Regions from separate parts of the Homo sapiens genome. Here region 1 is linked to region 2. Evidence: chromatin contacts called from ENCODE Hi-C or POLR2A ChIA-PET data. All regions are on one chromosome and are shown on one strand. The core of a region is the stretch at or near the end of the contact, and the rest is flanking DNA. Distances in the headings are between cores, read along the strand shown. Region 1 overlaps FLNB (filamin B). Region 2 holds the start of TKT (transketolase).

Region 1 (4,068 bases), core at 1,012-3,511, 4.8 Mb after region 2:
TTGTTTGTTTGTTTGTTTGTTTGTTTGTTTTTATGACAGAGTTTCGCTCTTGTTGCCCAGGCTAGAGTGCAATGGCATGATCTCGGCTCATTGCAGCATTTGCCTCCTGTGTTCAAGCGATTCTCCTGCCTCAGCCTCCCGAGTAGCTGGGATTACAGGTGCCCGCCACCATGCCCAGCTAATTTTTGTATTTTAGTAGAGATGGGTTTTTGCCATGTTGGCCAGGCTGGTCTCGAACTCCTGACCTCAGGTGATCCACCTGCCTTGGCCTCCCAAAGTGTGGGGATTACAGGCGTGAGCCACCATGCTCGGCCTGTTCTTATTGTTAAAAAGAGAGATTTGTGTGAAAGCTGCTGACGTCTTTTTGGCACCAAGTCAAGACTGAGTTAGTTCTTGTCAGAATCTGATTGTTTGTGAATTGATGGCTTTTTTTTTTTTCCTGAGTTGGGGGTCTCGCTCTGTTGCCCAGGCTGGAGTACGACCACTATAACCTCAAATTGCTGGGCTCAAGCAATCCTTCCGCCTCAGCTGCCCAAGTAGCTGGGACTACTAGGCATGCTCCACCATGCCCAGTTAATTAATTTTTTTTTTTTTTTGAGAGACAGGGTCTCACTATGTTCCCCAGGCTGGTCTCAAATTCCTGGCCTCAAGTGATCTCCTGCCTCAGCCTCCCAAAGCTCTGGGATTACAGGAGCGAGCCACTGTGCCTGGCCGGATTTTAAAGTTCTGCCCATGCACCTCCTTAGCTCTGGCAGTTACTACTTGCAGGCATCTCCTTTGTCTGCCCTGCCCCTTGTTAGGAAAGGCTGTGCTGACTGTCAGCTGGCACCCAGTGCATAGAAGAGATAGTTCTCTGTAGATGATGTTGAACAATGTGGTACTATAATCCCAACCTGTTGTATCTTTGTTTACTCTCAAAAGCAACAATTGGGCTGGGCATGGTGGCTCATGCCTGTAATCGCAGCACTTTGGGAGGCTAAGGTGGGAGGGTTGCTTGAAGTTAGTTCCTTTTTTTTTTTTTTTTTAAAAAAAAGACAAGATCTCGCTCTGTCACCCCGGCTGGAATGCAGTGGCATGATCATAGCTCACTGCAGCCTTGACCACGTGGGCTCAAGGAATGAACCATTGTGCCAGGAGTTCAACACCAGCCTGGATAACATAGCGAGACCCTGTCTCTACAGGAAAAAAAAAAAAAAAGAAGAATTGCATAAGTATCATCAGAACTGTTGAATGGAAAATCAGACTTTGTGGGTTTGGTTTGTTAATTACTTCTCGTTGGATTAGAATTTGATAGGTAAAAAAAAAAAAAAAGGTGTAGAAAAGTGATTCCAGTCTTGAGCAAATTTTTAATGGAAAACGGTGTCTTGGTTCTCTGTTCACTACAACTTGTATCTAAGGGAAAGCCTAGTGATGCAGACATTTCATTTCGTGATGGGAAAACTGATGCCCAGAGGTTCACAGCTGACCAGGGGCTAGTCTGACTGGGGGGATCTAGGTCACCACCCCCCTTGCCTTGTTTTCCCAGCTAGTGCATTTCCTACTAGACTTGACTCTACTGTAATTCAAGTTGCTGAGTAGCAAACAAGAACTACAATGACTAGAAGGAACAGAACTAGCTTTTTTGTGCTCTGAAAGTGGAAACTTATTGAGGGTTCTTTTCCTCCCAGAGAATGCAGAAGTGCCCTGATTTGCTTTTGGAAGGACACCATTCACTTTATTGCCTCTTTTCATTGTTGCCCAGAATATCACCATGATTTATTCATGGGTGGTGGGGAGGGTAGCACTAGTGTATGCTCCCAGCAAAGAGGAACATCTCACGTTGTGAAGAGATGCGCAAAACTAAGCCAGGGCAGGGTGTGGTGGCTCATGCCTGTAATCCCAGCACTTTGGGAAGCTGAGGTGGGCAGATCACCTGAGGTCAAGAGTTGAAGACCACCCTGGCCAACATGGTGAAACTCTGTCTGTACTAAAAATACAAAAATTAGCTGGGTCTGATTGCAGGTGCCTCTAATTGCAGCTACTTGGGAGGCTGAGGCAGGAGAATTTCTTGAACCTGGGAGGCAGAGGTTGCAGTGAGCTGAGACTGTGCCGTTGTACTCTAGCCTGGGCAACAAGAGCCATCTCAAAAAAAGAAGCAAGCCAGATCTTTGGGGTGCTGTGACGGCAAATCCCCCAGCGCTGGCCTCTCAGGTTCTCTTGCGGGATTAGTGTTTGTTGAATAATAAGCAATACACCCTGACCCAGCGAGCCAAAGCAAACAGGACAGTAACTGAAACTGCAGGGGAGTGTGAGTAAACAGTTACCTTCTACCCTCATGGAGCTGGCCTCTGGCCAGCAACATGATAGCTGTTTGCATCTTACTCTTATGGAGCCATTGGCCCTCTCATTAAGGTGGGGGCAGCTTCTGGTCCATGCCTGCAAGTCCTCATGGGAGTGGGTACCTGACAGGGTGTAAAGGGTAGGTCTGAGGACATGGTTTCTTTTTTTTATTGTTGTTGAGATGGAATCCTGCTCTTGTCACACAGTCTGGAGTGCAGTGGCCTGATCTCGGCTCACTGCAACCTCCGTCTCACTGGTTCAAGCGATTCTCCTGCCTAAGCCTCCTGAGTAGCTGGGACTATAGGCGCATCCTGCCATGCCTGGCTAAGTTTTGTATTTTTAGTAGAGACGGGGTTTCACCACGTTGGCCAGGCTGGTCTCGAACTCCTGACCTCAGGTGATCCACCCACCTCAGCCTCCCAAAGTGCTGGGATTACAGGCGTGAGCCACCGTCCCCAGCCAACATGGTTTCTTTAAAATATACTCCCCGCTCCATCCCATTCATGTGTGGGAGTTGAGCTGCATCTGGGTTTTTCTTTTCTCTTTTTCTGTAAATCTTTATTGTATTTTTTTTGGATCATAGAATGGATACATGTTTCTTAAAGTTTGATCATTATAGAAACTTAATTAGACTATTATTTGAGTGCTAACCATAGTGAGTGAGTGCTTACTGTGTGCTAGGTGGCTTTTTATGCCTCATGTCACTTACATGAGGTCTGAGGAACGGTGTTAATCCCGTTTTGCAGCTGAGGAAACTGAGGCTACATTTACGGTCACCTAGCTGGCAAGCAAGTGGCTGAGCCTGGAGCAGCAGCAGATCTGGGGAACTCCACAAACCAGATTTCTGTGTGGTATCCCTGTGGACACAAGGATTTAACTTGATTCTTTTTGCTTTCAGTATCACTTTATGATATTACAATGAGCTTGCAGTATTTATTTTCAGAAGAAAAGCCAGATTATTCCCATTTATGAGAGAAGCAGCCAGGTGGGCAGGGATTTCCAGCGCTGAACCAGCCAGTGTGTGCATTGTCTCTTCCCGCTGAGCGGCCCTGGTGTGCTGGGTTAGTCTGTGAGCCACAGGAAATGTTGTCAGGGCCTCTGGGCTTTTGGATGTCAGCAGGCCTTCAGTGGTGAGGAGGTTGTGGCTGGACTCAGAGGACTCCTTGCTTTTGCTGAACGACCCTCCCCACCAACCACCACCACCACCACCAGTGGGACTAGCCCATGAGCTGTAAGCCAACCTTTTCCTTCCTAACTTAATTTTCCAAAGAATAGTAACTTACCCACCACCACTGCAGTCACTGGGCCGGGAAGACAAGCACTCTTGCCTTGAATCCATGCCTTGAGCCAGTAGCCTTGACCCAGGGTAAAGCAGTTATGTGCTTGGGTCACCTGGGTCATGTTTTTGAAATTGCCTCAAGCCTACCTTACAAATCCTTCCTGGAACCCTGCTTGGCTTTTCTTTGTGGGCTTCCCTTAGGAGGGAAGCTTCCCGAGCAGCTTGTCTTGACTGTAGCCAGCTGGGTGGTCCCAGCCACAGAATTTAACTGTCAAACAGCACCAGAAGGGTTCCTCATCCAGCTGTCTTGCCCCAAGTGCCCTCTTTGCTTTCTTTTTAGAGAGTTCTGAGACTCATTAGAGAGTTTAGAGATTTTAGCATTCTTGAAGTTCTTTCTGTGGTCAGTTTGGTGAACCACTTCATTTCTAAAGTTTCTCAGTTGACCCCATTCTTCCCCAGCTTTGCATTCT
Region 2 (4,227 bases), core at 1,052-3,551:
GCTGCTGCACTCTAGCCTGGGCGATAGAGCAAGACTCCATCTCAAAAAAAAAATTTTTTTTTTAAGCTATGGGGTCTCACTGTGTTGCCCAGGTTGGTCTGGAACTCCTGGGCTCAAGCAATCCTCCCACCTTGGCCTCCCAAAGTGCTGTGATTACAGGCATGAACCACCATGCCCTGCCAAGAAGCATTCCTGACAGCATGAGCCCCAACCAGACAGTACGGAATGGCCACCAATTCCCAGCCTGGGCAAGTAACTTAACACACTAGCCTCAGTGTTCCCGTCTATAAAATGTGAATACAACACAATCTATCTCACAGGGTTATTCTCAGGATGCAACAAACGATGATGCTGTGTCATACCAGATACCTACTTGGCAGCTCAGGAACCCTGTAAACATCTGCATGTTTTATCTAGCCCTGAAAGATGCTCAGATGTGCAATACTACTTAGTTGGGTAATTGCTGCCTCTCTCCAGCTAGACCTCAGACCCCCTGAAACGGCCAAAGGTAGCAGGTCCAACAGTACCAAATAAGCAATACAAGGCCTGCAGAGCTACCGTGTGCCAGGCTGGTGAAAGGGGAGCTGAGAGTAAGCCAGGTCCCTGCCCAGGCAGGGGATACCCCACATAAGTGGTAAGACTGACACAAACCCAGGAGAGCTAACAGGTCCAAAGTGTGCAAGGCAGTGGGTGGGGGAAGGGCTTTGAAAGACATCTAATCCCTTCTGAGAACAGGGTGTCTTAGAGGCACAAAGGGTGAATGCGTATCCACCCAGAAAGGTGAACAGATTTACTTCTTAATAATATATCCTGAATGAAATTGGCCAGAAGCCAGAATCTTGTCTGTCTGAAACAGAGCTTGTTTGGGAAGGTCCCGAGAAATCATCCATCACGCAGCCCTCACAACCCTGTCATGAGCCCGGAGCACTGCTGGCACTGTGGCCTCAAAGCAGCCTCCAAGTAGAGCACTGGAGTCCTTGAAACCACCCAGCGTGGTTAAGTGCCATTACTGTCCCCGCTTTACAGAGCGGGAAGCAGGCTCTGAAGTAATTCACTGACTGACCCCCTCACCCACCCCACTGGACACCTCCAGCTGCATGCACGGTGGCCCTCATTAATTATCCCTGTCTCCGCTACAGAGGAGGCTCCTTGGGTGTCCACCTTCTGGGCCAAAAGGGCTGGCCAGGGAAGGATCTTGGGGCCTAGGCACGCCAGCTCCTGCCTGGGAGATACAGCACCTGGTGGCTGGCCCTGCCCCAGGACGTCACTCCCGGCGCTAGGGCCCTGGAACTCCGTCCTTCCGGCGCTCAGCCTTCTCAGTCTCCTTGCCCTCCGCCTCCTCCCGCCCCAGGTCAAATCTTAGACCTCCTTTTCACAATGGATCCCAGGGTTCTGCACCCACGTGCCACCGCCCTCCTCCCCTCTTCCCCCAATCAGCCCCGCCGCTGCCTGGCGTCTCAGCAGCCCCCTGCTCCAAACTCGGACCCAACCCAGGGGTGGCAGGAGACAGGGGTAGGGGAGCGTAGTCTGAGGTGGGGAGAAGGCCGGGCCCCCGAGTCTCCTGCAAGAGGAATTAAAAACAGGGTCTCTAGAGTCGGACTGCTGGGGCTCAAATCAGATCTCCCTGTGTGTAACTTTGGGTAGCTGACTAACTCGGAGCCTCCGTTTCCCCATCTGGAAGGGGGAACACTCCCGGCGGCGCCCACACAGCCAGGTGGTGGAGAGGGTTAAGAGGGCCGCGTTCTGTAGAACAGCAGTAATGGTGGCCTTCCCGGCATCACCCTAGAGGGTACTTGGCGAGTCGCGAGCCCATCCCCCGCGCCACCATGCAGCTGCGCGGCCGGCGATCCGCGTGGGGAAGAGCCGGCCTGAGGCGCACGGAGGACCAGAGGCCCACGCGGCCGAGCCCGGGCGTAGGGCGAGTGTGCGGCGCAGCGGAAGCCGCCTGCAGCCCGGGGCCCTGCGAGGCGCGCGTCTCCGCCCTCCGACGGCGCCCGGGCCACCTTCCTCGTCTAGGCATCTCGCAGCGCGACCCAGAGCCCGCGGCGACTCTGGCCGCCGCAGACGCCCCCCGCCCCGCCCGAGCCGCGTCCCCGGCCGGCGCCGCGCACTCACCCAGAGCCCGCCGCAGTGGTGGCCTGGATGGAGCTGATACGTAGGCGGTTGGCCGTGTCCTTCAAGGCCTGCAGCTTCTGCTGGTCAGGCTTGTGGTAGCTCTCCATGGTGCGGCAGGCGGGGACCGGGCGCACACGCGGACACACAGAGATAGCGGCTGCTCCCGCGGCGACAGGCGGCTGCCGAGGCCGGGCGCGGGGCGGGGGCGCGTTAAGTCGCCGGGCGGGGCGGGGCGGGGATGGGAGAGGCGGGGCAGGGGGAGGAGGCGGGGCTCGGATCACCCCAGGCCTTCAGCCCCGCCCCGCCTGGGGCCGCCTCCTGCCCGCTCCCCTCCCCTAGGCGCTGGGCCGCTGCGGACTGCGAGGTTAGCAGTTAACCACACACACCAATAATAATAACATAACGAACAACTCAGGATTCGAGTCTGGGCTCCTGACTCGAAAGCCTCTCAGTCTCCCTCCTCCACACAGTCCTCCGTGGACTTGTCACGGCGAATCCCATTTTAGAGATGGACAAACTGAGGCTTGGCAAGGGCAATCAAGGTCACAAGGCTGGTGGGTGCCAGGCTTGGCCCCAGCCGACCAACCCCAGGCCCAAGAGACTGCAGGACTTAATTTTGAGACTGAGTTTCGCTGTTGTTGCCCAGGCTGGAGTGCAATGGCATGATCTTGGCTCACCACAACCTCCGCCTCCTGAGTTCAAGCAATTCTCCTGCCTCAGCCTCCCTAGTAGCTGGGATTACAAGCATGCGCCACCACACCTAGCTAATTTTGTATTTTTAGTAGAGACGGGGTTTCTCCATGTTGGTCAGGCTGATCTTGAACTCCCGACCTCAGGTGATCCGCCTCGGCCTCCCAAAGTGCTGGGGTTACAGGGGTGAGCCACCGCACCAGGCCCTATTTCTTTTTTCTAATAATTAAAAAACTTGTTTTTTCTTTGAGACGGGGTCACCCATGGTCACCCAGGCTGGAATGCAGTGGAGTGATTACAGCTGCCTGAAGCCTCAGCCTCCTGGGCTCAAGTGATCCTTCTGCCTCAGCCTCAAAAGTAGCTGGGACCATAGGTACACACTACCACGCCCGGCTAATTTTTGTATGTTTTGTAGAGATGGGGTTTTGCCACTTTACCCAGGCAGGTCTTGAACTCCTAGGCTCAAGCCATCTGCCCTCCTCTGCCTCCCAAAGTGCCGGATTATAGGTATGAGCCACCATGCCCAGCCACTCAGGGCTTTAGAGCCCTGCACAGGGGATGGGGATTATTGAAAATGAGAATAGGATAGTGGTAGCCATGACAATGCCAGGTGATGATAACTGAGAAATTACTAGGGGAAGATCCTTTACAAATTATTAGGGCCTAGAAACACTACTGACTTTTAGGGAGATTATTGGGTTTGCTTCCAGGTCTGTAGGGACAGGGGCACCCACCACTACTGTTATCAGACCCCATGGTTCCCAGAGGTATGAAGCTCCCCAGAGTGGGATTAGGGAGGGGACTTTCATCACAGACACTGTTTCATTCAATCTGCCCACCACACTTGGCCAGTGAGGTACATACTGCCTACAATGCCTATTTTACAGAGGAAGAAGCTCCATTTGACAGAGGAAAGATAAAGGCAAGACCCTCAAACGGATGGCTGGGCAGGGAGCTAAAACCCTGAGAGATCCAAGAGGCACCAGTGGCCGCCCTGTGTCCTCTGTGTCCTCCCTGCATTGCCCATACTCAGAGAGCTCTGGCTCATGAGGCGATTGACTGAATTTGAGTGAGTCCCCCAGCTCGCCTCCAGGTGCTCCTCTGCTGGCCTGACCCCCAGATGCCCAATCAGACCCTAAGTATGGCATCCCATAGCACCTGGCTCCTGCTGGCCCAGCCCGCAGAGGCTGGCCCTATGGTGTCTGGCTGGTGAGGGCTATGGGCTAGGATTGGAGGGGGGCCCCACAGTGTGCCACCCTCAGATGCCTGGCAGGTGCCACCTCTGCCCTCAAGCTGCTCACTGTCTGGAAAAAGGGCAAACCCTTGAAACCCTTTGAAAGCTCTGTGCCTTCCAACTCTGTGGCCCTTAGAGCAGTGGCTCCCTAAGGGAGTGGACTCCATTTCCCCATCTGCCTAATGGGA

Evidence for each region. Hi-C counts contacts between places; a loop is a spot of excess contacts on that map. ChIA-PET counts read pairs that join two places held with the same protein, here RNA polymerase II (POLR2A). Pooled maps may share reads with other maps.
Region 1: a pooled map shows a loop between it and region 2 (2.9-fold over the local background). The contact joins the enhancer-like site here to the promoter of TKT in region 2. A Hi-C loop is called at or near these places in 2 of 50 pooled maps. POLR2A ChIA-PET finds 5 or more read pairs at or near these places in 2 of 52 experiments (OCI-LY7 and activated T-cell).

The regions. Positions count from the first base shown.
Region 1 is chr3:58,038,015-58,042,082 of GRCh38, forward strand. The region is part of intron 1 of FLNB (filamin B); the gene reads left to right. Among named protein-coding and RNA genes, the nearest start is that of FLNB, 32 kb to the left of the region's middle. RefSeq lists enhancers at 141-641, 1,460-2,039, 3,402-3,916. Within about 2 kb of position 2,262, at least 9 of the 41 ENCODE cell types and tissues checked have a DNase peak (open chromatin) inside an H3K27ac peak, as active enhancers do.
Region 2 is chr3:53,253,721-53,257,947 of GRCh38, forward strand. TKT (transketolase) reads right to left here and starts at 2,302. Exons shown (of 14, transcript NM_001064.4): 1 at 2,116-2,302. The coding sequence starts at 2,222. RefSeq lists a silencer at 1,899-2,588.